2 separate regions of the Homo sapiens genome follow, and region 1 is linked to region 2. The links are chromatin loops, found by intact Hi-C in ENCODE. Cell type or tissue: dorsolateral prefrontal cortex. All regions are shown on one strand.

What was found. A loop is a pair of places that touch in the nucleus more often than their neighbours do. Peaks named below come from ENCODE experiments on the same cell type or tissue, not always from the same donor. Only the 100,000 strongest peaks of a DNase experiment are listed, where the experiment ranks them.
Region 1: it touches region 2 in a loop (3.0-fold over the local background); 1 of 110 quality-filtered maps calls a loop at or near these places.

The regions. Positions count from the first base shown.
Region 1 is chr16:19,577,269-19,579,768 of GRCh38, forward strand. It overlaps VPS35L (VPS35 endosomal protein sorting factor like), which reads left to right. Exons shown (of 31, transcript NM_020314.7): 6 at 1,784-1,860. Among named protein-coding and RNA genes, the nearest start is that of VPS35L, 23 kb to the left of the region's middle. In dorsolateral prefrontal cortex, a CTCF peak has its summit at 1,160; DNase peaks (open chromatin) are centred at 1,233 and 2,033; H3K27ac peaks cover 2,500 bases.
Region 2 is chr16:19,665,525-19,668,024 of GRCh38, forward strand. All of the region lies in intron 26 of VPS35L (VPS35 endosomal protein sorting factor like), which reads left to right. Among named protein-coding and RNA genes, the nearest start is that of KNOP1, 51 kb to the right of the region's middle. In dorsolateral prefrontal cortex, a CTCF peak has its summit at 1,017; a DNase peak (open chromatin) is centred at 1,087; H3K4me3 peaks cover 1,201 bases; H3K27ac peaks cover 2,500 bases.

The sequences.
Region 1 (2,500 bases), 88 kb before region 2:
GTGTGTGCAGAGATTGCATGGCAAGAGAAGGGAGGAGAGAGAGGGAGAAAATGCCAGGCTTTTTTCAACAGCCAGTTCTCATGGGAAGTAAGAATAACTCATTACTGCACTCATTACTGCAAGGATGGCACCAAGCCGTTCATGGTGGATCCCCCACTACAACCCAGACACCTCCCACCAGGCCCCACCTCCAACACTGGGGATCACATTTCAAAGATGAGACTTTGTATGAATATAGAGCAATAGGAGCTCTCATATGCTGCTGGTGGGAATGTAAAATGGCACAACCACCTTGTAGAACACTTTTGCATTTTTTATTTTATTTGAAGACAGGTGCTGTGGTCTGGTTGTTTGTGCCTAACCCCACTCCCCTGCCCCGATTCATATGTTGAAATCCTAACCCCAAGATGATGGTATTAGGAGATGGGCCCTTTTCAGAGGTGATTAGGTCATGAGGGTGGAACCCTCATGAATGGGATTAGTGCCCTATAAAAGAGGTCCAAGGGCACTCCCCTCACCCCTTCCACCAAGTGAAAACACAGCAGGAGGGCATCATCTATGAACCCAACCGGAAAGCAGGCTGTCATCAGGCACTGGGACCTAATCTGCTGGGACCTTGATCTTGGACTTCCCAGCCTTTAGGACTGCGAGAAATACATTGCTCTTATTTATAAGCCACCCACTTTGTAGCATTTTGTTATAGCAGCTCAAAGGGATTAACACAATGAGCCAACCCTTTGATCCAGCATTCCACTACTAGGGGTATCCCCAGATCAGGGGTTGGTAAACTGCATGCTGCAGGCCAAGTCTGGTCCACTGCCTGTTTTTTAAGTACAGTTTTATAGGAACAGAGCCCTATCAATTTGTTTACATATTATCTATGCCTGCTCTTGTGCTACAACAGTAGAGTTGAGTAGTTGGAGCAGACACTTTGTGACTCTTAAAACCTAAAACATTTGTCAGGCTTACAAAAAGAGTTCTGCAGCTCGACCCTAAGTCCACATTTCTTTCTTTTTTCTTTTTTTTTTTTTTGAGATGGAGGTTACAGTGAGCCGAGATCGCGCCACCGCACTCCAGCGTGGACGACAGAGTAAGACCCCATCTCAAAAAAAAAAAAATGCTAGAACAGAGGCCCCCTAAAGATGGGGGAAGGATTCTGAAATAGACGGCCGCAGAGGGCAGCAGTCAGCTAGATGCATCGCCCTGCCTTGTGGCTGGCCTGTGGCCTGGGGGCCCTTCCTTCATCCCTCCACCAGTCCCTGCTGATGGCGAAATTGTGCTGACAGATGCTGGAAGGAGGCACAGCTAGTCCTGTTTGCTCGAAGAGAGGGCTTTGAAGCCCTAGTGTTTCCACCCTGGGTAGACAGTGAGATGGTTGTTTTGTTAGCAGGAGAGCACAATTCTACGCTGTGAGTAAGAGCCTAAGAGGGCCTTTTGTTCATAGAAAACAATTAGATGACGGATTTTTGGCATCCTTATCTGGACTGCCTTTCTTTAGGAATAAACAGATGATACAGAGCAAAGTTTGTAAATCTCAAATGCAGCGGTTAACCTCTTTGAGGCTGGCCCACTGGGCTCCCAGGGGCAGCTTCTAAGTGGGAAATGTTTCGATGGAATTCTGGTTACATAAGGAAGTTGCTTTGAAAATCTGGGATAGTTTTCTATAATGGAATCATTCCCTTGTGTCTTTATTCACGATGAAGTGTAGAGTGAAAGATGCCTCCACTGGGGGTATTGGTGCACGAGAAAAGCCACCTGTGTGACGTAAATTCATTCTGTTTAGGCAAAGCTGGGACTGCCACATTGGCAATGTCAGAGAAGGTGCGGACCCGGCTGGAGGAGCTGGATGACTTTGAGGAGGTGAGCAAGTCATTTGTGGAATACAGGGAGTGGGAGAGCTTTTCCTTCCTCCTGCCAAGTGAGATCAACCTCGGTGGCTGCTCTTTGATTAATTCCTGGGCTGCGCATTGTGCTTGGTCCTCTCGAGGCAATGACTCCATCCAGGGAAGGGTGCCAGTGTGCAGTTGGCCGAGCTCACGGAAGCCTGACTGGGGCTGCTTTTCTAGAGGCCTCTTTTCTCATTGTGATGCCTGAGCAAGGCTGGGTCGCCTAGCAACAGTGTCTAATGGTAAAAACCAACTGCAAGGCCAGGCGCGGTGGCTCACGCCTGTAATCCCAGCACTTTGGGAGGCCAAGGCGGGAGGATCACCTGAGGTCAGGAGTTCGAGACCAACCTGGCCAACATGGTGAAACCCTGACTCTACTAAAAATACAAAAATTAGCCAGGCGTGATGGTGGGTGCCTGTAATCCCAGCTACTCGGGAGGCTGAGGCAGGAGAATTGCTTAAACCTGGGAGGCGGAGGTTGCAGTGAGCCAAGATCATGCCACTGCACTCCAGCCTGGGCGAAAGAGCAAGACTTTGTCTAAAAAAAATAACCCAACTGCAGTCACCTCCCTGAGAAGCAGCCTTATATGGAGCACAAAGACCTTGCTTTGCAA
Region 2 (2,500 bases):
GCTGCATAGTACTCCATTGTGTATATGTACCACATTTTCTTTATCCGTTTGTCTGTTGACGGACACTTAGATTGCTTCCAAATCTTGGCTATTGTGAACAGTGCTAAAACAAACAGGAGTGCAGATATCTCTTCGATATACTGATTTCCTTTCTTTTGGGGGTAAATCCAGTGGTGGGATTGCTGGATCCTATGGTAGCTCTATTTTTAGCTTTTTCAGAAACCTCCGAATTGTTCTCCGTAGTAGTTGTACTAATTTAACATTTGCACCAGCAGTGTGTGAGGGTTCCCCTTTTCTCCACATTCTCACCAGCATTTGTCGTTGCCTGTCTTTTGGATAAAAGCCATTTTAACTGGGGTTCGATGATATCTCATTATAGTTTTCATTTGCATTTCTCTGATCAATGATGTTGAGCACCTTTTCATATGCTTGTTTGCCATTTGTATTTTTTTTTTTGAGAAACATCTATTGAAATCTTTTGCCCATTTTTAAAATCTGATTATTAGATTTTTTTTCCTATAGAGTTGTTTGAGCTCCTTATGTTCTGGTTATTAATCCTTTATCAGATGGGTAGTTTGCAAATATTTTCTCCCATTCTGTGGGTTCTCGTTTCACTTTGTTGATTGTTTCCTTTGCTGTGCGGAGCTTTTTAAGTTGATGTGATCCCATTTGTCCATTTTTGCTTTGGTTGCCTGTGCTTGTGGGGTATTACTCAAAGAGGGGACAATATTCTTTACTACTGGGAATCTGAGTTCTCCTTTTTCTGTAGGTCTTTAAAAAAAAATCCGTTATATCTTAAATGAGCTTCCATAGCTCTTAATAGCTACAAAACAAAGTGTTACATGAAGTTGACATGATTATTCTGAACTTTAAACTATAAGGATAAACTGCTGTCACATGGGGTAGGATTTGATTTCTAATTACTTAAGATAAGATTGAGAAGTCTCCAGACAATATTTTCTATATGGGGCAAGTCTTCTGAGGATAGAACTAAAAATCTGCTTTGGAACCCTGCATGCCCCAACCTTTAAATAACTGTTTATTTTAGCTCCGTCCTTTAGAGTGGAAACTGGGCGGGGTGGGTGAGAGGAGCCAAGTTCTGGGGACAAAGCTGCTCTCTTTTTAATGAGGCATAATAATAGGCACATTCTCTGGGCCAGTCAGTAACAAACACATAAATAGAAAAAAATGGTCTTTCAAGTTGCTCTGAGCAGAATTTGCATTCCCACTGAGAACCTTGTTTCATGATATACTTACTTCACTGTGGGACTGCCGGAGGACTAAGGAAATGAACTGCTTAAAGATAGGGCCTAGGAGATCCTGTGGGTTCCATAAGTAGGGCCATGTTTTTCTTTCTTTCTTTCTTTCTTTCTTTCTTTCTTTCTTTCTTTCTTTCTTTCTTTCTTTCTTCCTTTCTTCCTTTCTTCCTTTCTTCCTTTCTTCCTTTCTTCCTTTCTTTCTTTCTTTCTTTTTTTTTGAGACAGAGCATTGCTCTGTTGCCCAGGCTCGGCTCACTGCAACCTCTGACCGACGGGTTCAAGTGATTCTCCTGCCTCAGCCTCCCGAGTAGCTGGAATTACAGGCATGTGCCACCATGCCCAGCTAATTTTTGTATTTTTAGTACAGACAGGGTTTCACCATATTGGCCAGGCTGGTCTCAAACTCCTGACCTCAAGTGATCGACCCACTGGCCTCCCAAAGTGCTGAGATTACAGGCGTGAGCTACCGTACCTGGTTGGGCCATGTCTTACTAGTGGTCACAAGATAGAAGACCCTGCAGGCTCTGACCCTTTCTGGAAGGTTTCTCTATCAGAACGGACATCAGGTGGCTTTTCCTCAAGCCCCATATTTAATGTCTCTCCCCAAAACAATTGAGATAAGTGGATTCATAGACCAAAATACGTAACAGGCTTAGAAAATAAGTGTTGGCCCAATGCGGTGGCTCACGCCTGTAATCCCAGAACTTTAGGAGGCCGAGTCAGGCAGATCGCTTGAGCTCAGGAGTTTGGGACCAGCTTGGGCAACACGGTGAAACCCCATCTCTACAAAAAATACAAAAATTAGCCAGGGATGATGGTGCACTCCTGTAGTCCCAGTTACTGGGGAGGCTGAGGTAGGAGGATGGCTGGAGCCCAGGAGGCAGAGGCTGCAGTGAGTCGAGATCACACCGTTGCACTTCAGCCTGTGCGACAGAGCAAGACCCTGTCTGGAAAAAAAAAAAAAAAAACCAGAAAAAAAAATAGTTGTTAATTAGTATGATTATGTTGGTCTCATTGCCACAGTTTATGTTGTCAACGCTTTCTCTCACTTTTTTTTCATCTGTTTGTCTACCTGCCCATGACAGTACCCTGTTCACAGTTGGGGCTTAATAAATGTGGAAGGGGTTTGAGTTTGGGGTTCAGGAGACAGCCAGGCAAAGAAGCTTCCAGAGCAGAGCTAACTTGACTCAGAAAGCTTTACAAGGAGTGTCTTTCTGTGACATGTTTTTTTTCCCTCTCCT